Regions from separate parts of the Homo sapiens genome. Here region 1 is linked to region 2. Evidence: chromatin loops called from intact Hi-C (ENCODE). Cell type or tissue: HepG2. All regions are shown on one strand. Each heading gives the region's core, and the rest is flanking DNA. Links, peaks and the distances in the headings are about the cores only. Region 1 overlaps ELMO1 (engulfment and cell motility 1). Region 2 overlaps ELMO1 (engulfment and cell motility 1).

Region 1 (12,869 bases), core at 1,873-9,872, 100 kb before region 2:
TGTCTCTACTAAAAATACAAAAAAAAAAAAAAAAAAAAAAAATTAGGCGTGGTGGCAGGCGCCTGTAGTCCCAGCTACTTGGGATGCTGAGGTGGGAGAATCGCTTGAATTCGGGAGGCAGAGATGGCAGTGAACTGAGATCACGCCGCTGCACTCCAGCCTGGGTGACACAGCAAGACTCTGTCTCAAAAAAAAAAAAAAAAAAAGTGGGATGGTGGGTGAGAGATTCTTCAGGTGCTTGTAGGCCCTTGTAACCAATTTGGCTTTTACTCTACGTAGAAAGAGAAGCCGTTGGGCAGATTGAGCATACATGTGACATTATGTGATTTATAATTTCAAAGAATTGTGTGGCTCATGTATTGAGATTAGACTGTGGGAGAGCAAGTTAATATACCCCACTACAATAAGCAAGTTGAGAGATGATGGTGTCCTGAACCAGAGTGTTAGCAGTGGCAGTACTGTAAAAAGGTTGGATTCAGGATTTATGTTAAAGGTAGAGCCAACAGGATTTTCCTGGATGATTGGATGTGGAGTGGGGAATAAGAGGAGTGAAGGATGGATGACTAGAAGCAGGGAGTCATCACTGAAATTGATGGAGGGGCATAGAAGATTAGGAGTTCTGTTTTGTTTGTGTTAATTTTGAGATGCTGTTTAGACATCTAATTGGAGATGTTGATTTCATAGTTGGATATATGTGTCTGGAGTTTAGGGGATGATTTTGAATTGGAGATGTAACTTTGAGCATCAACAGTATATAGATAATAGTTAAAGCTATGAGACTGAATGAAAGCATTGAAGAGGCCCTAGAATTGATGCCTAGAGCACCCCAAGATTTAGAGGCTGGGGAGAAGAGGAGGCTGGGGAAGGAGTTGAGTGGGGCTCCCAGGGGCATAGGAAGAAACTCAAGAGAAAGTTCAATTCAAGGTGAAGGAGAGATTGCAGTGTCATATGCTGCAGGTGATGGGGTTAAATGAGGACTGAGAACTGACCATTGATTTTTAGTAAGGTGGAGGTCAGGGTGACCTGAACAAGAGTGATTTCACCGGAGTGGGGGAGGAGAGAGCCCAACTAGATGGGTTAAGAGCAAGTAGGGGCAGAGGCAATGGGACTATTAGTAGAGATGCATGCTGCTCAGTGTGGGCCACTGATGGCTGTGAGGAGATAGTGAAGAGGAGGCTTTTAGAAACATTTACACCATTTGACATCACCACAGCCTTCAAGCCCATGATCCTTTTTCTAGTGGTTAATTTTCATTATACTTTTTCAAGAGTGTCTGTTTCTAATCAACAAGTTAGACATTGAAAACAAACTGGTTTTCACTGCAGATAGTTTGAGAGGTACTGATACAGATGACCATTTAAAGGGGCTTTGCTTCACAGTGATACAGAAAATAAGGTAGAAGCTGAAAGGGAAGTTATAGTCAAGTGAGATTTTTTTATTGGTGGGAGAAATAACAGCATGTTTATATGCTCCTGGGGAAGATTTGGTAGAGAGGGAAAATTTGATGAAGACGGAGACCTATATCTCTGTCTTTACACACATCTTAATAATTTCCTTAGCCAAGTGTCTACCAACAGATTCTGAATTAGATAGTGCACACTTTTAGTATTTTTAAATTCACAGGTAATATATGCTCAATGCTAAAAAATTTAAACATGTAGAGAAGCAGAACCAATAATTATCTATTATTCTGCCACCAAGAGGGATTCATATATACCTTTGTACGCTTTTTGGGCATTAATACAGGATTAAAGCGTGTATTTTTAAATATTCTATTATTTAATATATTGTAACTATCCACGATAACAAAAATATAATTGTATCATTATTTAATGTCTGCTTAGTGTTTCATTGTGTGTATCTACTATAATTAATTTGACTAGACTCATTGCAGGATATTTAAGGATATTTCCTTTTTTCATGAGAAATAGCACTGTGATGAACATCCTTGTAATTCCATGTGATTATTTCCTGTAAATTAATTCTTAGAAGAAGTTCTATGTCAAATGGTTTGAAATCTTAAAGCTTTTTATTTATTTACCAAATTAACCCCTAGAAAGGCTGAAGCATTTGCACTTCACAGAGCAGTCATGTAGATTCAGATAAAAGGCAGTTTTCAAACTAATTAAAAAATTGGAGGTAGAGGAAGAAACCTAACTGAGATGGTGGGATTTGGGGTGATCATATATAGGGAGATATTAAGATAGATGGATCATTAATAGATATAGACATGAGAGAGACTTACAGATGTAGGCATGGTAGATTTATGCATATTTATGATAGAGATTTATAGGTAGAGATTTATAGATAGGGATTTATGGATGCTCTTTCTTCATCTACACTATAGCCATATTATTACTTTCATGTGCCCTAGGTACTTTTGCCTTTGTGGGTCCCTTCCTTCATAAAACAGTATTAAAACTTAACATTTTATGACTGCATTATTATAAAGATGAATATAATCGTGCCCGGATTCATTATTATATATTCATTATTCTATTTACGTTTTCCTTCTGATTTAAATTGAACTTAAAATATTTTCAGGGGCCTCTGAAAGCATCATGGGCCTGCAGCACTGTGGCTGCTGGGCCTCCTGACTAGGTCATCCTGATTCTGCTTCTCTGTACTCTTTATATTTTTGATAATGAATAGACATTACTTATGACATAAAAAATAAAAGAGGAAAATATCAAACTAAATGTATAAATATTCATGCTTCCTATGTAGGTTTCTTTCCCTTTACTCACGAAGGCAGGAGGTACATTCCCCTTTGCTCGTATGCTCTGGATCATTTCTCCCTAACAGTGGGTTAGACTGGAAGGCCTGGCTCCTGCAATCAAGAAAAAGTGAAAATGCACTAGCTCCTCTCTCCACCTGTGGCTCCTCCTGACCCCTGGGGTCACCATTTACCCCGTTGTTGGCGCCTGAAACTTGCTGCCATCTTCAGTCACTGCCTCACATCCACAGTCAGCCAGCGGCCACGTCCTGTTAATTCAGTACCCATATTTCTTAAATCTCCTGATTTTTCTGCATATGTACTCCCATCACTCTAATTCAGATCACCATTGTATGGCCTGCATACTTGCCTCCTCCAATCCGCCCCTGCTTCATCCTGCAACTGTGTATTTTTTCCTACAGCATTGTCAGACCTGTCTAAAACTCCCATTGGGCCATGATTCCTCTTAGGCTGAAGCCCAAACTTCTTTGCAACACCACCACGCCCCAGAAATCTCAGTGTGACGTGCTTCCTCTTCACCCTGGGCCATGGCCCACACTGGGTCCTCATTCCAGAATGTCCTTTCCATCCCTGTGCTTGTACAATTCAGACCCACTTCTCAGCCTCTCTCCCTGAGGGCACAGCTCCCTGAGACCTGGGCTTAATCCTGCCCTTCGCCCTGTTGAGGCACATCTCACACTGTATTGAATTGCATATTTGCATATCTTTCTTTGCAGCTTTTCTCCCGCCAGCTCCATCTGCCCCATAATTAGTATCAGTTCCATCCCAATTCTAGTATAAGATTGTCCTTTAATCCAACATGTATGTAAAGCTTGGAGAGGCTGCACGGGTTGGAGCGGGGCAGCTAGTGGCTACCATACTGAACTGGACAGAAGACAGTTTTGTTAGAAAGTTAAATTCTTTGTTGTCGGGGGCATAATTGGGACAGTAAATAATCCGTAAAATCTCCCAGTCAGCACAGGCAGTTACATGAGATAGTAGAAGGCAATGGGAAGGCTCTTAGCCGCAGTGCCAGATACACAGCCTGTGCTCAGCAGATATTGCCTGTCACTATCATCCTGATGGAGGCAGCATTGGGAACCTGGCTGGCCAGAAGTGGGGGCTGTCTGTGGTGGAGCGTTGTGCACCCTCAGGATGATACCATCACTGGCAGTCGGAAGGAGGTGAGAAACCAGCAGATGGGTCCTGCTGCTGCTAGATACTCACCAATGGAACTCAAGATCTTTGTTCTCTTTATGTGGGATGGAGCCCCAGATTCTTTGCTGCCCCTGACCTTGAGGAAAAGTTAGAATCATAGCCAATAACACTTACTGAACTATTTTGGCTAACTAGAGGTTTGGGTTTTCAGGTGATAAGGAAACAAATTTAAACAGCCAAACAAGATCAATCTAACCTTCTGGTTGTTGACTGTGTTGTTTTTCCCTTAAAACACTGGTCATCGTGGCTGGTGAGATGGGCAAAAGAGACCGTTTCCTGAACCTTTATTCTTACTTCATCGGATCCCATGCCACATGGTTGTCTGTATTTATGCTTAAGATAATACTATAATTTCTGTCATTTTTGAGTATTCCTCTTTAGTCATGACCTTGAGTCCTTTGATTTCTAGCTTTGAGTAGTTCATGAGATGTGGTTGTGGAGGCTTTTTATCTCAAGAAATAGGAAAAAAAATAACTGGAAGGAGGCAGTCAAATGGATTACTCTCTGGAAGTAATTGAGAATAGTGACTCATCAGGGGGTAACGAAATGACTTTAGTGAATTTTGGATAGTGGTTTCAAAATGGAATAAAATAATTTTTAGAGTGCCTCACAAGTAGCAAAGGGAAGTGTTTCATTAAATCAGTTTTACATTCATCTGCCTGTGTACTGGGATGTAGTACAAATGTGTTTCATACTGTAGGTCACAGCTGAAAGAGTTTAAAAAGTTCCCCTCAACCCCCACCCCATTATAAGGCAATTCACCTTGAAATTACTTACTCAACAGAGCATTGTCTGTTTTCACATTAATGAATGCATTACACATTTTTTTATTCAAATTCATTATTTTGTGTCAGGGTTTATCTTAAGGGATGAGTTGCCTGGCACACAGTGATACAAGGAAGGGTGATCATCATCTGTCACCATGCAATTCCTGCTCACAGCCTTTCTGTTGGTGCCACTTCTGGCTCTTTGTGATGTCCCCATATCCCTAGGCTTCTCCCCCTCCTAGAAGGGCTTCTTGATAGATTAGAAAATAAGAATGAGTGACATTTCCTATGTGCATATAAGAAGGAGCCACAAGACATGTCTTTTAAATAAAAGGACAGTGTCCATCCTTTTAGCTGCCGAATAGAACCTTGGTCTCATCCTCCTGGAGCTAGGCCTTAAAACAGCTTCTGTGTTTCTCATTTGTCTCAGTGTTTTGCCAGGGTTTTATCGGAAAGATAATGTTCCGTTTAAAATATTTCCTAATGAGGCCGGGCGTGGTGGCTCACGCCTGTAACCCTAGCACTTTGGGAGGCTGAGGCGGGTGGATCACGAGGTCAGGAGATCGAGACCATCCTGGCTAACATGGTGAAACCCCGTCTCTACTAAAAATACAAAAAAAAAAAAAAATTAGCCGGGTGTGGTGGCGGGCGCCTGTAGTCCCAGCTACTTGGGAGGCTGAGGCAGGAGAATGGCATGAACCCGGGAGGCAGAGCTTGCAGTGAGCAGAGATCGTGCCACTGCACTCCAGCCTGGGCAACAGAGCGAGACTCCATCTCAAAAAAAAAAAAAAAAATTCCAAATGAAAGCCATCAACTACTATCTACGTAAAAGCCATGTATCTAAAACCCAGGCAGAAATGGCTGGCTAAGTGTTACACACCTTTTATTGCTCGTGGACATCTTCACACACAATCCAGGGAATGGGAATAAGTGCGGCATGAGAAAGCAATTTCAGGGTTCCGACTAATAAGAAAATGATTGAGTAGTCATTCACCCCCATTCAAGCCAAGGTCTGTGGAAAAACCCTTACTGCTTTGGGCCTTGAAAGTCTCTGTAATCTGGCTTCTGCCTGTTTTTTGCCTTAAATTTCTAATGCAATTCAAAAGAAAACTAACAACCAAAATCAGCTTGCATTTTGCCCATTTGCAACTCCCTAAACAAGCTAAACCTCCTCACTTCTGACTCTGCTCTTTGGTACGTTCTCTCCCTAGCTGCTTCTGGTCTAATATTAACCCCACATTCATAGCCGGGTTATTGCCACCACCACACAAAACTCTGGGGGCCCTGGATCCAGGCTAAGTATAATTCAGTGCACTTCTGTGGGGCACCTACTGTGTTGCAAGCATGATACTCAGATAGGACAGCAAAGACAAAAGGATTCTTGTCTTCATCCCCTCGCCCTCCTGGGAACCCAGGCCACAGAGTTATTAGGCAAATACCTACTGGACATCAGCTATGTCTCAGATCTCATTCCAGGCACTGGGAGTTTATTGATCTGGTGAAGATAACCGAAAAGTGAATCATGAGTTATTTCTTATTTGTTTATATTCTAACACCATTTTAAGCTACTGAGCAAAGAGTAGTTCTCTAGAAGCAAAACAGAATATTAATAAAGCTGTTTTACCCACAGTAATCCTTTGATTTCTACCACTGTTTAGACAAGTGACATAGCATAGATTTTATTTCCAAATATTTTCTATTATATTTAAATTATACTATATATTTATACCCTATATATGAATTTATGCATATATAAAATATATAAATGTATTTACATATATACATAAATATATAGTATTATATTGATATATAAATATATTTATATACTTAAATATATATTTTTGCATACTATATATTTATACTATATATTTAATTATACTGTATTATAACTTTTGAGAAGATCAGTATTTTCATTTTTTAAAATAGTCACATAATTGTTCTTGAATTCTTTTCTGCCATTTCCCTACTTCTCCTAAAATATCACACAAAATCTGGACTGTATAAGATACATAGAAATATATTTTAATATTATAAAATCAATACATTAAAAATTTTAGTGGTCAGGTGCAGAGTGGCTCTTTCCTGTAATCCCAATACTTTGGGAGGCCAAAGCCGGAGGGTCTCTTGAGGCCAGAAGACAAGTCTGGGCAACACAGCAAAACCCTGTCTCTACAAAAAATAAAATAAAATTACCTGGACATGGTGGTATGTGTCTGTAGTCCTAGCACAGACCCAGGAGTTCAAGCATCACAGTGAACTATGATATGTTCGTGAAGGATACAGTGCCACCGTACTCTAGCCTGGACGACAGAGCAAGACCCTGTCTCTAAGGAAAAAAAAAAACATGCACACACACACACACACACACATACAAAAACAACAATAAAAACCAGATGCTTGTCCGCTGTTGAAAATGTAGAAGTTTTAGAAAATGGGAATGATATTTAAAGGAGAAAATTAAAGCCCCTTACTATTCTGCCACCATGAGATAACAGTGTAGGCATAGTGATGTGTTCCCTTTTAGCCTCTACTGTATCTATATTTGTATCCTCACATTATCTGCATAAATACATGTGTTTGCATATACATGTATATATAAAAAATGTGGGATCATACTGCCTCTGAAGTTCAGAATCCTGGTTTCTTTTTTCCTTCCCTCAAAATTATCATCAGTAACTTCTTTCTATATCTTAAAATATCCTTCAAGGGCATATTCTTTAATGACTAGATAGCATTATGTTCAAAAGATGTCTATTTCTATATATTGAGATTGTTTCCAAATTTTTACTGTAAAAAACACCTCTGGCTATATCTACCACCAGAATTAACGCAAAGGATTCATTTTTAATGTTTTACTTAGAAGAAATTCCTAGAAGTGAAATTGCTAGTCAGTGGGCATGTATGTATAGTTACTTAGATAGATGTTGCCTAACTGCCCTCTGAAAAGTTTCCTTTGATGTTTCTGGCCCCTTAGCAGGGATATGATAAAATTATAGCAACAATAAAAGAAAACCAAGAAACCTCTTTGTCAACTTGAGAGTTCAAGGTATTGTCTCATTCTTGGCTCTTTTATGAGAAAGGTTAAACATTTTTTGACATATGTATTGTCCATGTGTATTTTGTGTGTCCAAATGGTTGGTTCTGTTGTAATTGCATGTGAGTGGTACTCGCCTTATGTTTTATGAAGAAGAGAAACCAGTGGCACCCCCTCACTGCAGGCTCCTCCTAGTTAATGGTGACGCATGTTATTGATGTAGGAACTGAAGGTTGACTCTTTAAGTAATAAGGGGAATGGATGATTCCTCATTTGGGATGTGTATGGAGTGGTGGTTTTACTTACGTAGTTTACTGCTTTAAAGATATTAAAATAGAGGAGCTATATTGATTTGCATTCCGAGTTCATAAGAAGTTAAGTATTGAGGGACCTATATTGTGTTTTCATGCTGCTGATAAAGACATCCCCAAGACTGGGCAATTTACAAAAGAAAGAGGTTTAATGAACTTACAGTTCCACATGGCAGTCACATCGTACGTGGATGGCAGCAGGCAAAGAGAGCTTGTGCAGGGAACTCCCATTTTTAAAACCAGCCGATCTTATGAGACTTATTTACTATAATGAGAACAGCACAGGAAAGACCCACCCCCATGATTCAATTACTTCCCACCAGGCTCCTCCTACAACACGCGGGAATTGTGGGGGTTACAAATCAAGATGAGATTTTGGTGAGAATACAGCCAAACCATATCAGGGCCCAAGCCCAATTTTCAGAGGAGACCCTTTTTTGGTGCTTCATGTACTTTAACACTCTTTGTTTTTTGAATTGCCGAAAGCCTATAGAGTAGTTGGATTAGTAGCTAATTTTTGTAAGTTTTAGATTATTTTTGAGTTAATACTTTTAGATTTAAAATAAAGAATGCTCCTCCTCATTCTCAAGAAGAACTTGTTTACTCTTGAGCTTCAGCTCCCAGCTGAAGAGCTCTCCTGAACCTTTTTAATTGAGTATACTAATATTATATATATTGTGTGCGTGTGTGCACGTGTGCGTGTGTGTGTATTTAAAAGCTAGATAATATTCCAAAGAAATGTCTGACCTAAGATAATGTTTGAAATGGGAGCATTAACAAAGTTAGTTTTGCCTGAAGGGAATTTTTCTTATTTTAATCTACTAGCAAAATTAAAGAGCCTGGGGGATGATATTTTTAGCTATTGTTAGTAAATAAAATATGGTAGCATGAGTTTTGTTTTTTTCAAGTTACACCAAATAAAGGAAGATGTTATCAAATTGTATTGTCTTCCTTACTTGTTGAATGTACTTAAATTTTTTAGCTTAATTAAACCTGGGGAGTGGGGAAGGTAGAGACTATGTGTACACCACCATTGAGCTCTCTCTGGAGTTGAATTCTCCTTAGGAGATTTGAATCAAAACACCCAAAATTGATTCTGTTCTTGAACTATAGTCCCACTCAAGACTCTGAAACACAGTTATGAAATCTCTTGCTAGTTTCTTTTTGAGAGCGTGAGGCCAGCTTTGGGAAAAATACATTTTTTTTCCTAAGATTGTGGGCATGGTGAAGAATATGAGGTTTGAATGTGTAGGGGTGGAGGTGGAAGGGATGAATAATTTATTCTCTTTCTTTTCTACCTACTATTCATGTAAATGGAACCCTACAATGTGTAGCTTTTTGTGTCTCTCTTCTTCCACTCAATATACTGGTTTAATGCCAGTTGAGATTCAGTTTTCTTTGTTTCTTTTGTTCTCTTTTTAAGTCAGAGTCATCGAGGGATAATTTATACAGTAAAACTTACCCTTTTTTGATGTACAGTTCTTTAGTTTTGGTAATTGTATACCATCATGTAACCACCATCAAAATCAGGATACAGGCTATTTTCAGTTCTCCTAAAAGTTTTCTCTGGACAATGAGTTTTGCCTCTTTGACTAGTAGTTCTCAGTTGGTGGAGGATAATCGGTGGGGGAATGTGGTGAAAGTAAATCTAGGCTCATTGACATAAATCTCCACTAATCTCATTGAGTTAACTGTTAGGATGATGCACTGATTCCTTGATGAGAGTATGCCTCCCCTTTGTGAATTGTATATAAAGGAATGTCCCAGAAGAGAAAATACATCACAGATGCTCCCCTTAACTGGATTACCCTACTTAGTTTATTAATCCAGGTGTGGTTAGTTCCACAGGGTGAGCCAGGAGCCCTGCCTGACAACAGAGTAAAGCTGGTACCCATCATTCTGAAATCCATCATGTCATCTTTCACTAGAAGCCAGGAATGGCCAGACCAAACAAGAAAGCCTTGCTCAAGACACGTGGGACCACAGATGAGAACAGGAGGCTGGAAACCCGTGTATTTGCTGATCTTGGTTTCCAATTTACAGCTGTTATCCCAGACTGATACTTAAATATGTGTTTTAAGTATAACACACACACACACAGTTCACAAATTCCAACGGAAATCAAGAAAGGGTGCAATATTTTCAGTGAACTAAATTGATAAATTTTTATGGTCTTAGCCCTCTACTATAGATGAAAAAGAAAGAAAGAATACAAGAGGATTGCATCTTCATATGAATTTTTCCCAGCCTCTCATATTCTCATATCCTCTTCTCGTCTGTTTAATCACACTCCCCAAGATGTGGAAGGCTTGTGAAGAGCCACAGAATGAAGAGACTTAAGCAGCATGGGCTCCTCTGCCATCCAATGGTGCCAGGAACGTAGGGTGATGAGGATGTAAGAGGATGCAGTGGCAGTTTTCCCTCTTTTGCCTCCTTTGATTGCTATCTCCTTACCCCCTAGAGAAATATCTTCTGTGTCTGATTGGATGAGGTGAAGAAAAGAAAATTGCATTTATTTGAAGCTTAAAGTTTAGCCAGATGGGAGCCAGCTTAAGTTTCATTTGAATATAATTTTGTTTTCTCCCCTCGTCACCCTCCTATGTTGAGTTGCCTCTGACAACTGATAAAATTCTCATTTTCAAGCAAATCTAGGATTTAGATATAAATATGCAGAGAGAGCACAGAAATTAGCTCATGTTCTCAAAGTTAAAAAGGGTGAAATTGGAGTAACTTCACATAAGAAAAATTTCAACTTATGCTGGTAAGATGGATCGAAATAGAATATAACAATATTTTAGTTATAAAATTCTTCCAATTCTTAATTTTTAAGTCAGTAGAACATTCTAGCAAAGTTTATTACTAATTCTGAGACCCATTTTCTCATCAACTTTTAGTATGAAATCGGAGATCGGTTCCATTTGAAACATTTCTTCCAAAGATTGAGCTAAAAGTGCTTGTTATGAAATAAATTATAAGTTTGGGGCATGTTATGAGATGTGAGACTTTAGAAATTTTAGCACCTATTAGTCATTCACTTTTCTTTGCTACAGTGAGGCACAATTTGAGAATTTCTCTTCTAGGGAATTTCTTAATTTCATGTTTGCAGCTGCTAGAACTTTTCTGATTTTAGTAACTCTGGTTCTGGATTTTTCCCCTGCCTCATACATGAAGTGGTTGGGAAGTGATGGAGTGGATTTGTTTTGACTTTATCAGATCAAGAATTAATTTACTAATTTGAGTGGTTTTCATCAAGAAACATATTCTTTTCCTTCTAAATAGATCGCTTAGATCTATTTAGAGAGGTCTTAGGACCAGACTTGTAAGGTGTAGATAAAGCACATTTTTTTAATGTATTCCTTTTGTCTCTAGTTAGACTTACTGGGGAAGTGGGGAGGGGCTTACTGGCCAACCCTGGGAGTAAATGGTAACCATTTATTGGAGCTCTTAGTGGTTTAGAATGGGATTGGAGCTGTTCCCACCACTGGGAGGCTCCCAGGGAGCAGCAGCTGCAATCTTAGAGGAATGAAGGAGTGTCCTACTGTCAGGATAGAACCCTGACTCTTACACGGAGAGATGAGGCATTTGGAGACATGTGACCATCATTTCAAAATGAGGTCATTAACACTTTTATATTTCACATGTAGAATTGTCACTTAAATTCAAACTGCTGTTTTATAATTATTTTGTATTAGCCACCTTTATATTTAAGATTTATAGCCTTCAATAATTTGGGGGACCATCTCATGACCTAGGAGTCGGGCTCATTACTATGTAATGTTTGCTTGTGGGGCCCAGACCTCCTAAAGGGGATTTCTGTAGGAATCCCTCAAGCTGTCTGTGCTTTAGTGAGCACCACTATCTCCCCTTTTGTAAACCAGCATGAACACTCCTTAGTTTCATTATATCATTATATTGGGTAATGAACCAACTGTAGTTCTCTCTACTCTCTCAGTTATATAAGTCTGAGACATTGCATGTTAATTTCTGAGTTACCTGTATCCTAAATGTTTTGTTCTTTTATGAAATTGATTTTCTTATTTGTGTTTTACTGAGGCATATGCTAAAATTCATCTGCCTTAACAGAGTGGGCCTCATAGTTATACTAGCAAGTGCAATAAGAAGAGATGGGGTTATGTCCTGGGAATTAATGTTGACAATAAGTGTCATATACATTGGCCACTGTCAACTGTGACCTCATCACATCTTAATGGTCACAAATATTCTATTACTAAGAATAGGTAAAGTGCCAAAGGGTACAGGTGGTTTCCTAGAGCGGGTTCAAGAATATCTCTTTAACGTCACTCTCACTTGCTAACTTACTGTACTTTCCTGAGACAGGGAGACTGGGATAGAGTTTCACCCGGACAGCTGGGAACTGCTTTACTGCACAACCCATCTCATGTTACCACAGCCTTCATTTAGGGCCTGCCTGGGGAAGGGATGAGGCATGTGAACTTTCCCATGTGTCAAAGTGGAACACGTGACCCACAGTCAGTTCCACTTGAGAGCAGTAGACCTGTGCCCAGGCCATCTGTGCCTATTACCTGTTGGTCTTCTCCATTCTCTTAGCCCAGTATTTGGTCTCTAATGTTCAAATGCAAATGTTCTGAGTACCTCCATAATACTGAATTTTGGATTCTCATAACCCCAAGCAGAGTTCGAACTGTTTTATTTATGAGTGAGAATAGCTCGCCTAGAGTTTATATTTCAACTCATCCTTCTGAGATTTGTCAGTGACTCCAGTCCGAGAAGAGCCTTCAAGAACACATTTATTAGCCACATGAGTTCTTTCAAAGAAGCTTTTTTTTTAAACCTTTATGGTG
Region 2 (12,869 bases), core at 3,276-11,275:
CTGGTGACAACTTAGGTCCCCTGGTGTGGCTTCCTGGGGCTCTACCTCTGGGCTCCATGAGCCAACAGGGAGTGAGGGGAGGGTAGTAGCATGCAGTTACCTTATTACAGGTAAAGAAAGTGAGGTTCAGAAACATTCATTGACTTGCTAATATCCACTGTTAACAAGAGACAAAGTTCACATTTTCTTGCTCAATTTATTCAACAATCAATGTTTGCTGAATGCCAACCCTGTATCAGGTACTGTTCTAGGCCTTGGGATTCCCAGCTGTGAGTATATATGGATTAACCTGCATGGAGATTTATTTTTCAGGCAATCATTAGCCTCAGAGTTGGAATTCCCCAGAATATGGAAGCTACAATAAGAAAAAAATTCAACAAACCACATTTATTTATGTATTCACTAAGTCATCTGTGTATTCACCTATGCATTCATTTCCATGCCTGTTTACCTGACGAAAATTTATCCACTTTCAAAAACTGGGCCCTTGTAAGAGTTGTTTGAAAACTACTTGAAAGTAATCGGTGAAAACAAATTGTCCAACAGCTATCTTTGCCTTCCGCCCTCCTTCCCCTCTAAACACCTAAGAGAAACTGAACTGTAAAAACAAATTCAAGAGGTGTAGCTATCCTAGTTTCACAAAGCAACCTCCAAGGAGAAACCTGGGCGGACCAAATTTTTTCTACTTTATCAAAAGTTTCTGAACTGTTAGAACCGTTAAGGAGAAAGAATTTGCAACTAAAGTGATCTAGAACTGTTGCAATTCCATGTGACTTGGGTAGAAGTATAAATGGCAATGGATATGAAAGTCTCTTATCCCCAAATTTGAACACTGTAGGTAAATATACAATAATCCTATCCACTGTGTGTGGTGATCTGTCTCTGTCTACAACTCTGACTCCCCATTACTTGCTTCAAGGCCAGACCAATGTCAGAAACACTTGCACTGATGGTTTTAAGAGCTGTACTCTCTGTGTGCCAGGCATTTTGCATATTCCTTTAATGGGATTTCTTAAACCTTTTTAAAAATTTTCAGTGTAGTGATCATTTTAAAATTACCACATGGCATGCTCTGTCAAGCAACAAGTTTTATGGAAGAGTACATCCTCCTATGCTCAAAGGATAGAGGGCCAGACTCAGGGAGACTCCAATTCTCAGTCTCTGTCCTTTTCCTAACAGTTTCAGTAGCGTGCTAAAAGCAGTGTTAAAAGGCATTTTATCCCCTTTTATAGATAAGGAAACAGACACAAAGAGAGTTAGCTTATTATCCGGTTAGTAAGTGGCAGAGTGAAGTTCAAATCCAAGTGTGTCTTGATTCCCAAGCCCACGTTTTTACTGAGGTCAGGTGCCTCCATTTCAACACCAACTGTAGGTAGATCTATAGCTAATACACTGGAAAAGTAATCTTCAACCTGGGTGCTCATTCTCCTGAATGGTGTGAAGACTTTTCAAGGGAAAGGAAGGCATGGATAATTAGCCTTACAATAATCCATTTTCAGATTCTCAGCTTCCACACGTACATTAAAACTGATCATCTTGCAACTGCACCTGTGGCTTTCACACCAACTTTTCCCAACCACTGTTCTCCCTCTTGATAAAAGAAAGGCCCCTGCTCACCTCCATCAGGTCTTACTATGATGTGTTGCTCAAAGTATATAAACCTTCTCTGAGAGCCAAACAAAAGGACTTGTGACTTATCTTTTAAATAAGGAACCATAAGTGGGTCCCTGTCACGTTAAGAGATGCGTTCCCAATGGGATACTTCTCTTGGGTTTGGAAATTATGTATCAAAATTTGTAATAAAGTCTCGTTTTAATTAGTTTATACTAATAATAATTATGCTGTTAAGCTCAATCGAGAAGAAAAGTTTTATTAGCACCTTCTGTTCACAGGAAGTATTTTTTAAGTTAGATTTCAGTGTGTATGTACGTGTTTTTGTTTCAGAGAAGTATGATAGGATGATAATAAAAGACTTTTAAGCATAAAATTCCATTATGATAAAATTCTGTATGAGTAGAATTGAGGTAGAGTGGGGAAAATGGGAAGTAAAATGGGAGTTTTGGTTCTAGGTCAGGCATTAGTGGATGATGGCCTGTGGGCCAAATATGGCCCACTCCCTGGACTTGTAAATACATTTTATTGGGACACATCTGTGCCCATTTTTCTGTGTAGTGTCTGTGGCTTCCTTCATACTACAGTGGCACAGTTAAGTAGCTGTGACAGAGACTACCTAGAAAGCCTAAAATATTTAGTATTTCGGCTTTTACATAAATCCTATTGACCCCTATTCAAGGAGGAAAATATTGATAACAATTTCCAACTATTCGAGAAGAGATTATTCGTGTATTTTTGAGTCATATGGATCTCAAATCACTATTGTATGTACATTCAACTATATATTGAAAAGATGACATACAATTTTATCTTTTTTTTTTTTTTTTTTCAGGCAAGTGTCACTCTGTTGCCCAGGCTGGAGTGCAGGGGTACGATCTCGGCTCACTGCAACCTCTGCCTCCTGGGTTCAAGCAATTCTCCTGCCTTAGCCTCCCAAGTAGCTGGGATTACAGGCATGCACCACCACGCCCGGCTAATTTTTCTATTTTTAGTAGAGACGCGGTTTCACCATGTTGGTCAGGTTGCTCTTGAACTCCTAACCTCAGGTGATCCACCCGCCTCGGCCTCCCAAAGTGCTGGGATTATAGACATGAGCCATGGCTCCCAGCCAGTTTTATCTTTTAAATGTCAATATTGTAGTACACTGAAAATTATATTCTTTGAAACTATTTCAACTTTGATGAAAATTTTCTGTTTTGTTTTATTTTTGAGACTTGCTCTGTCACCCAGGCTGCAGTGCAGTGGTGCGATCTCAGCTCACTGCAACCTCCGCCTCCCAGGTTCAAGCAATTCTCCTGTCTCAACCACCCAAGTAGCTGGGATTACAGGCATGTGTCACCATGCCTGGCTAATATTTGTATTTTTTTAATAGAGACAGGGTTTCACCATGTTGCCCAGGCTGGCCTCGAACTCCTGACGTCAAGTGATCTGCCTACCTTGGCCTCCCAAAGTGCTGGGATTACAGGTGTTAGCCACCATGCCTGGCCTGATGAAAAATTTCATCTGTTGACTTAAAAATGTCTGAGCGATACATATAGTTTTTAAAATAGGGAGTGGGGAAATCACTGCTGTGTCCGGAATTGGTGGGTTCTTGGTCTTACTGACTTCAAGAATGAAGCCGTGGACCTTCGCAGTGAGTGTCACATCTCTTAAGGTGGCGCGTCTGGAGTTTGTTCCTTCTGATGTTCAGATGTGTTCAGAGTTTCTTCCTTCTGGTGGGTTCATGGTCTCGCTGGCTCAGGAGTGAAGTTGCAGACGTTCGCAGTGAGTGTTACAGCTCTTAAGGTGGCGCTTCTGGAGTTGTTCATTCTTCCCGGTGGGCTCATGGTCTCGCTGGCTTCAGGAGTGAAGCTGCAGACCTTCGCGGTGAGTGTTACAGCTCATAAAAGCAGTGTGGACCTAAAGAGTGAGCAGTAGCAAGACTTATTGCAAAGAGCGAAAGAACAAAGCTTCCCCAGTGTGGAAGGGGACCCGAGCGGGTTGCCACTGCTGGCTCGGGCAGCCTGCTTTTATTCTCTTATCTGGCCCCACCCATGTCCTGCTGATTGGTAGAGCCGAGTGGTCTGTTTTGACAGGGCGCTGATTGGTGCGTTTACAATCCCTGAGCTAGATACAAAGGTCCTCCACCTCCCCACCAGATTAGCTAGATACAGAGTGTGGACACAAAGGTTCTCCAAGGCCCCACCAGAGTAGCTAGATACAGAGTGTCGATTGGTGCATTCACAAACCCTGAGCTAGACACAGGGTGCTGATTGGTGTGCTTACAAACCTTGAGCTAGATACAGAGTGCCGATTGGTGTATTTACAATCCCTGAGCTAGACATAAAGGTTCTCCACATCCCCACCACAGCAGCTAGATACAGAGTGTCGATTGGTGCACTCACAAACCTTGAGCTAAACACAGGGTGCTGATTGGTGTATTTACCATCCCTGAGCTAGACATAAAGGTTCTCCACATCCCCACCAGACTCAGGAGCCCAGCTGGCTTCACCCAGTGGATACCACACCGGGGCTGCAGGTGGAGCTGCCTGCCAGTCCTGCGCTGTGCGCCCACACTCCTCAGCCCTTGGGTGGTCGATGGGACTGGGCGCAGTGGAACAGGGGGCGGCGCTCATCAGGGAGGCTCCAGACGCACAGGAGCCCACGGAGTGGGGGGGAGGCTCAGGCATGGCGGGCTGCAGGTCCCGAGCCCTGCCCCGCGGGAAGGCAGCTAAGGCCCAGTGAGAAATTGAGCTCAGCGCCGGTGGGCTGGCACTGCTGGGGGACCCAGTACACCCTCTGCAGCCGCTGGCCCGGGTGCTAAGCCCCTCATTGCTCGGCAACGGCAGGGCCGGCTGCTCCGAGTGCGGGCCGCCAAGACCACGCCCATCTGGAACTCCAGCTGGCTCGCAAGCGCCGCGCGCAGCCCCGGTTCCCGCTCGCGCCTCTCCCTCCACACCTCCCTGCAAGCCGAGGGAGCTGTCTCCGGCCTTGGCCAGCCCAGAAACGGGCTCCCACACTGCAGCGGTGGGCTGAAGGGCTTCTCAAGTGCCGCCAAAGTGGGAGCCCAGGCAGAGGAGTCACCGAGAGCGAGCGAGGGCTGTGAGGACTGCCAGCACGCTGTCACCTCTCACTGCCTTAGAAGACAGGATCATGAATGTGGCTTCCATAGTTCAAGACCATCCTAATGATGGACTGGAACTTGTTTCCTTCTCATGGAGCAAATTGAGGCCTATGTGGGCATCTCAGCCCTCACTCAGTCTATTGCTCTGCAACTTAGATGGTAGCTGATAGAGACATAGGGCCCTAATGGGACATTGTTAAAACACAGTCTCCTAAATGTCAGGCCTCAGTTATATAGATCAGAAAAATTTTCCCTGTACTGGCACTACTGATTAGCCAGCTAGGGGAGAAAAAGAACAGCAGTCTCGCTCCAGGAGGCAGAAGGCTGGCCTTTATCCTGATGTACCTGTAGGATGGATGGGAGCCTGCACCATGCTCTGGCTTCACGGATTGGGTTGTACCACTCAAGTGGACATTTAAGCCTGCTTAGAAACCTTGATGCATGTTATAGTTTGAAATATGTCCTCCTCAAAAATATATACCAGAGTCCTGGCCTGGCATGGGTGGCTTACGCCTGTAATCCCAGCACTTTGGGAGGCCGAGGTAGGTAGATCACCTGAGGTCAGTAGTTCGAGACCAGCCTGGTCAACATGGCAAAACCTCGTCTCCACTAAAAATACAAAAATTAGCTGGGTGTGGTGGTGGGCGCCTGTAATCCCAGCTGCTCAGGAGGCTGAGGCAGGAGAATCGCTTGAAACTGGGAGGTAGAAGTTGCAGTGAGCCGAGATCGCGCCATTGTACTCCATCCAGCCTAGGCAACAAGAATGAAACTCTGTTTCAAAAAACTATAGATATAGATATAGTTATATAGATATATAGATTGAAGTCCTAACCTCCGAAAGTTCCCTTATTTGGAGATAGGGTCTTACAGAGGTAATCAAGTTAAAATGAGGACATCAGATGGACCCTAATCCAGTGTGACTAGTGTCCTTATAAAAAGGGAACACTGGATGCAGAGACAGACATGCATAGAAGGAAGATGATGTAAAGAGACACAGGGAGGAGACAGTCATCTACAGGCCAAGGAGAAAGGCCTGGAACAGAGCCCCTTACAGCCTTCAAGAGGAACCGACCCTGCTGATGCAGACTTCCAGCCTCCAGAACTGTGAGACAATGAATTTCTGTTGTTTAAACCACCCAGTGTGCCATACTTCGTCATGGCAGTCCTAGCAAACTGATAGAGTGCACTCAAAAGCACAGATTCTTTTCATGGACTTTCCAAAGCCCAGGGACTTCTGTTTCTTCTAGCTGTGTTTTGAAATTGCGACATGGCATGGGTCATCAGGATACGAGTTGTTATCTCCTTCCCGTAAGAGCAATTAAGGTCAAAGACTGAAGCCAGAGCTCTTGGGTTTAAGTCCCATTAGCTGTGTGACCTCTGGCCCTAATGGTGTCTCTTGTAAAATAGAATAATAATACCTGCTTCTTAGATTACTTGGAGGACCAAGTGAATTAATAACATGTAAAACTCTTGGTGCTCGGCACATAATAAGTGCTCGACAATGAAACGTTCATTGCCATTGTTGGGGGGCCAGAAAGCAACCACTGCCTGAGAGCACCCCAGACCCATGAATCACACAGCAAGAAAGAAAGCCCGCATGGTCCCCTGGAATTCTAGAAGTTTTATTTGTGAAATTACCTTACAAATGTTAGAGAGGTTTAAAAAAAATCTCTGCTTGTCTTTTCTCTTGTTTTATCCTGTCTTATTCTTGGAAAAGTTAATATTTGAGAATAGCTAGCATGTCCTATTAATCCCTTTTTTAGAAAAGGACCCGCTCCGACACCAGTTGGCAGTTAGGTTTCATCAGTCACTCGAGATTATGGATTAACTCACTGATCTTTTTACCCTTTGAGCTAATTAGCCTCTGGACAAATACCGCTAGTCACAGAGGCCAAGCACAGCTGACCAAACACATTTCAAAGAGTAAATTTAGTGAGTAAATAACGCCAGGCTTAGATCTCTTGGTAATACTGCTTTTCTGAATCAGTGGAATCTGGATGATCTTTCCTTCCCAGGGAGAGATGGAAGTGTAATGTTTACAACCCTTCAAACCAACAGAAAAAAATGTAACGAATTAAGTCAGCTACTTCCTCCCTTGACTCCTCCTGTTCCCCCATTTAAAATGATTTCTTTTCTTATGTCTTCAAATAACAAGCTCAGTTTGACTTTAAATGACTTAAGTGTATCCTTTGGGATGGTTGTTTAATAGACCTCTTTCAAAGGGAGGCTTCCCTGTATGCCCAGCTGAAACATAATTTTTCTCAATTTAATTTAATTATCACCACCTGCCAAAACTTTCTCTCGCCTCCACAAAGCACCTTGAACAGTTCATGCCTCACCTTGGTGGTAAGGCCTGTTAAGTACTTGTAGATAATTATCCTCTTAATGTTTGGTGAAACTCAGTGTTTCTAGACCTTTCGTTCTTTGCTAAAGAAGACTTCTCCAGGTAGTCCTTTCCAAGCTCCCTTCAAGTTGTAATGATTCATACACACAACTTCACCAGTGAGGCCTCCATACCTGGGTTTCCACAGTTGCAGGGAGAACATCTCCCAAGGGTGGGCCCATCTCCTTGGCAATGGCAGTGAGGATGGTGTGTCATTCTGATGTCCAGCTCTGTCAGGTACCAGGTAGCTGGAATGGCAAGGCTCCTGGCCTCTCCCCTCATGTCTCCCTCATGTGAGCAGCCTTATCCTGTGCGTCGATGTTCTTCTGAATGCCATGTTTTTTCCTAATCCCACTCTGGAGAATCAGGAGTTTCAGACTGAGTGGCCAGCTCTGACATTGCACAACCACATACCTAAGTAACTCAGGTTTTGTGTTTTGTTCTTGCATTGAGGAAAAGAGAAGACAGGAAGCTATTGTGCTCTTATTTCAGAAGAGTGGTAAAAGTGTGGTCATTTTGTCACTTGTCACCAGTATTCAGTGATTCAACAAAACCTTTATCAAGTGTATACTACATGCCTAGTAATGTGCCAGGGACATGGAAGGAATTCAAAAAGAATACAATCCAGCTTTTGCTCTCAGGGATCTTAGAAAACAGTGAAAAGCTTATAAGATTGTAAGCAACATTAGCTAGTTAACCACAGAGTGGGAAGCCTCCAGTGGACTAAGTTGCAGTCCACTGTTTTGTGGCTACCACATTTAGAAAAAGCACACTCCACACTGGCATGGTTTTCCCAACCAGGTTATCATGTCTGCTGCTCAGCTGCATCTGGATAAATTGTGTAATATGATTTTATTGTATAGAATGCCGTGCATGTGTGTGTATTGGACAGAGGAAGATTACCAAGAAATAATTCATGGAACAAAGAAGGTATTAGGACAGCATTCAGCATATGATCCTTGGTGTGCGTGTGTGTGTGTGTGTGTGTGTGTGTGTGTGTGTGTGTGTTAAGTGTATGAATGTATTTGTGTGTGTGTTTGTGTGTGTGTTTACATATATAAGGAGAGCCTGAAAAATGAATACAATGCTATCAAGAGTGGATAATGATGGAGAATGAGACTGGAGAATCCAGAAGAAGAGTTTTATTTTTAGTATAGTATTCTTTAGTACATATTTTTACTATCGGTATAGTTTGACTTTTATAATAATTTTATTTAACCATCAAAGTAAATTCTTGAAAAATAGAAATCTTGTTAAAATATTAATAAAAATAAAACCCCTTACAATAATATGAACAACAGGGAAGCGACTAAAGGGGTTCATAAAGGGAATGTTTTACTCTTGACTTTAATTATTAAAGAAATATGATTTATTTAGAGTTTGTTTTGGAAATATTTAAAGCAGTGATTTTCATCCTTTACTAGATGTAGCCACCTTTTGAGTCTTTTAAAAATTAAGACCCAGCCCCAGGATCATCCCAGACTTTCTAAGCCAGAATTTCAAGTGAGGCTTAAGCAAGTGTGTTTTTAAACAGCACACACACCTCCTACCCCACACCCCCACCACATACTACACACATATACCACCACCAGCAGCTTCCTCAATCAATTCTGATGTGCACCAACTTAAGGCATAAAACTAGGGAAGTGATGCAAGTGGGGGGAAGCAATTGTGGCTGTAAACATACTGAGTTAAACTTCCTGTGAAATGACACAGATCTTAAATTGGGTTGAAAAACAATATACAATATCATGAATATTGAATTCACCACATATCATTATCACCCAAATATGAGAAAAAGCTAGAAATGCAAGAAGAAATGAATAAAAATATAGCTGGACTGACATTCATTACACTATTACTCTAGTATGTTAAAATATAATCTATAGAATACTTCAATAATATAATTAATGTGTCAACTAATAGGTACATATTGAATTGATACCTTTAAATATAGCTGTGATGGCATGTCTTTACATGGTAACTGTATTATGTTAAAATATAATATATAGAATACTTTAATAATATAATTAACATGTCAACTACTAGGTAGGTACATACTGAATTGATACCCTCCACTGAGAGTATGCCTTATTTTTCAGTATCCATGCAACTTTTTCAAAAATGCATCACTTACATGGCTAAAGATCCTCAATAAATTCTCAAAGGCTTTTAAATAACCACTGAACCAAAGAGGAAATCTAAACTACTACTAAAGATTACAAAAATGATGACAGTGAGAACATCACATGCCAAAACTTATGGGATATAGCCAAAGCTGCCCTCAAATAGTATATTTGTAGCCCCAAAATTATTTTTTTTAATTATTTATATAGAAAGAATGAAAACAAGTGAACTCAGGATATAACTCATTTTAGAAAATAACAACAAAAGCACCCAAAGAATACAAAAGGAAAGATAATGCAAGGCAATAAACTAGAAAATAAAAGAAATAATAGAATCAATAAATGAATCTAAGAACTATTTCTGTTAAGGCAATTATTTAATAGAAATAATTGACAATTGACATTGACAATCTATCAAATAAAATGTAGAGAAAATGTAAGAATTAACAAAATTTAATTGAAAATGACATAGAGACATAGAGCTGATTAAAATATTATTAATGAATTTAATGGGTGGCAATATGCCAGTGTGCTTTACAAAGCTCAATTAGTACACCCAGACACGCATGCCTGCACAAACAAAATAACTATGGGCTATCTGTGAATAATATATTTGGGATAAAATATATACATTGCTCATAAAGCAAAGTGTCATACTTTGCCAGTTGAAGTATAGATTAGTACAGTCTTTCTGAAAATGGCAATATATATTAAGAACTTAAAATTTTCTGTGATATTTATCCTTCTATTCCAAGTCAAAGACTTTATCCTAAGAAAATCAGAAGTGCAGAATAAATATTCTTTGATATTTTAAGAGAGACTTTAGGAAGACTCATGTCATTGGAGTGAGCTGATGATATTAATGGTTGTGGGGAGAAATAAAACCAATAGAATGATTTCATCTAGAAAAAAAAGCATGGAATTATAAACTTAAAAATAATTCTGGAAGACTCTGCACCACAATGTTAACACTCATTATTGCAGTGTAAGGATTACAAGTGATTTTTAACTTCTTCCTTTTATTTTTATATTTCTTTCTAATATTACTCAATTGGAAGGTAATATTTCTATAATTAGATAATAAACTTACTAAAACAAAAATTTAATATAAACATAATGGAAGGGTTATAATAACAGGCAAAGCACATACAAAAATCATGCCTGCATAATATATTGAGACTGAGGATGCCACCAAATCCTGATGTTCCCTGGTTAGTTTGTTTACTTTCCATTTCCCTGAAAGGGGCATGAATGAGAGGTGGAGGGAGAAGATATTAGCTAGGTTGCATTCTCTTTCCAAAGCCTGAATTCTTTTTTATTTCGTGTTTCCATCACTGGGTCTTTTATCATTAATCTCTAAGATGTCAGCTGTTCATCACCAGGTGCCTGAATCCCTACCAGAAACTCCTATTGGTGTTACCTATCCAGGGACACGGATTTCTCTTGCTCTTTCCTTTCTCTGTCCTTTCTCTCCCTGAATCTGAGCTGCTTTCTGGAAGTGGTCAGCAGCACCCTCCCTTTGCCAGAAGTGCAAAGTTTGGCCAACACTCCCCCTAGTGGCAATTTAACAGACTCCTGAACTGACCAACCCAAAAGCCAAGGACGAGCACTGATGCCACGCTGGGTTAGCTGGGGCACTTGTTAATTAAAGACATATCACTGGGCCCTACCTCAGGAGTGTGGCCCAGAAATAGGTATTCTTTTTTAACAAGCATCTCAAGCATGGGTTTTTGTCCCATTTGTACCCTTCCTTTGTCATTTTTATGGAATACATAGTGATTGGGATTCAGTTTTTTATAGAAACTTGATTCCAATTTTTAGTACTGAATGTGAAAAAAAACATTCAAGCTTCAAATCGATTGGCCTAGAGCATGTATTTCTTATATTTTAGAGAAGAGGCAATAGGATAAGAGAGAAGCTCTTGTAAACTAAATATACATTTCTAAAAAGAATAGAGACCAGAGGCGTTTGTTATAATGTCCTCCAGTGAACACTTGTGAAAAGACTAGCTGCTACTTTATTCTACCTGCAGCTATGTCAGTGTATAAATTACAACCAAGCACGTTATACCTTGGCACTGTTGCTTTCTTATTCTCCATGTCTATTTCTAAACATCCCCTATACGTGAAATTTGTTCTCCAGTGGCCAGCGAGCCAGCCTCTTTGGAGCAGCCTGCTGATTTAATCAACATGCTGCTTATCATGTTTTCCAGATGGTTAATGCATCTCTTAAATAAAACTGGCCCTAATTTGAACTGGTGTTTCTATTCTGGTCCTTTCTGAAGAACAATTTGTCTTATGGTCAAAGTTTCTTTTTCATTATTTCTCTGTAGGCTCTGGTGATGTCTTTTTACCACTTCTTTGTTTAAAACTGCCAAGTGGCACATTCATTCAATTCATTGATGCTAATCATACATGGAGGAAAAAGAAGACAGTTCATATTAATATCAACACATTCCTCAAATCATTTATCACTTACACGTAAAGTTGTAGAGAACAGATTTGTCAGAATTATTGATTGAGAAAGGAAAGAGCCCTTTGTTGTGGAACCGTAGATTGGTGTTTTCTCTTCATTGCTGCTTCTGCTTCGAGAAGGAGTATAACCTTGTCACGTGAAACAGCATTATTTGGGGAGCAGTAGATACAGGCCAAGTTTTTAGGAGTCTCAGTTAAAAACCCGTGGTCTTAATATTCAGTGTTACACAAAGGATTCCAAATATAAATAACCTTCACGCTGACCCATAGATTCAGGTCTGATTCCCATTTCACAAATGGGAATACGGCCAAGGTATACAGTTAGGTCATATAAAAGTGACATTAAACTCATATTGGCAGAATTCCATTGTGGTGTGACTTCTGCAATAATGAATGGCTGAAAGTAGGCAAGATAATGTAAGACTTGAATGGGGTTGCATTCTGAAAGGAAGGCAGCCAGAGGTCCTCAGAATTAAATGGAGGACCTGCAGTAAAAATATGGCTCTATTACACCAAGCATTTTCCTCTTTTCCTTTCCATTGCCTGTCTGAGATGATTTGGCAGAGTTTAAAAATAAATGAAGTATATTCATTTTTCCTTCAGAGTTTTTCTTTGAAGGCATTTGGTAAGGGGACAAAATGAAATATGAACACAGGCAGGATGGGGGATCAAGACATCAAAATGTTAGCATTATATCCAACATATATATCCTTATGTGAGGAGGTATGCTTGCTTCCAATTAAGATGACATCATACAGGCGGATGTGATGCTTCCAAGCAGTGTTAATGATCTGCTAGGTAATGCAGAGGAAATGATGTGTTTGGAATGGGTTTTTTTTTCCCATTTGTACCTTTCCACTTCTTTATGGACTGCAACATGTAATGATTGGGATTAGGTTTTTTATAGAAACTTGATTTCAATTTTCAGTACTGATTAGAGACAGGATTCTTTTGCAGGCATATCAGTTATGTTGATCATTGCTTTTCACATTTTATTGTAGCTGCCAAATCCTTATTATAAACAGAGTAGAACCCTACATATAAAACCCACAAAAGGGCAACTCTGAGGGAAACCAGGTTGAGCATCTCGGCAATTCCCCTTACTGAGCCATTTTCTCCAGTGCCTCCCTCTCTTCTCCCATAGCTGAGTCCGAAAACAATCTTCTGGG

Evidence for each region. Hi-C counts contacts between places; a loop is a spot of excess contacts. Peaks named below come from ENCODE experiments on the same cell type or tissue, not always from the same donor. Only the 100,000 strongest peaks of a DNase experiment are listed, where the experiment ranks them.
Region 1: it touches region 2 in a loop (6-fold over the local background); 4 of 110 quality-filtered maps call a loop at or near these places.

What each region holds. Positions count from the first base shown.
Region 1 is chr7:37,067,774-37,080,642 of GRCh38, reverse strand. All of the region lies in intron 15 of ELMO1 (engulfment and cell motility 1), which reads left to right. Among named protein-coding and RNA genes, the nearest start is that of ELMO1-AS1, 76 kb to the right of the region's middle. In HepG2, for the core only: no CTCF peak of the experiment used is centred there; a DNase peak (open chromatin) is centred at 6,092.
Region 2 is chr7:36,965,420-36,978,288 of GRCh38, reverse strand. All of the region lies in intron 16 of ELMO1 (engulfment and cell motility 1), which reads left to right. Among named protein-coding and RNA genes, the nearest start is that of ELMO1-AS1, 26 kb to the left of the region's middle. In HepG2, for the core only: a CTCF peak has its summit at 10,770 (motif pointing left); DNase peaks (open chromatin) are centred at 5,978, 6,638 and 10,758; H3K4me3 peaks cover 893 bases.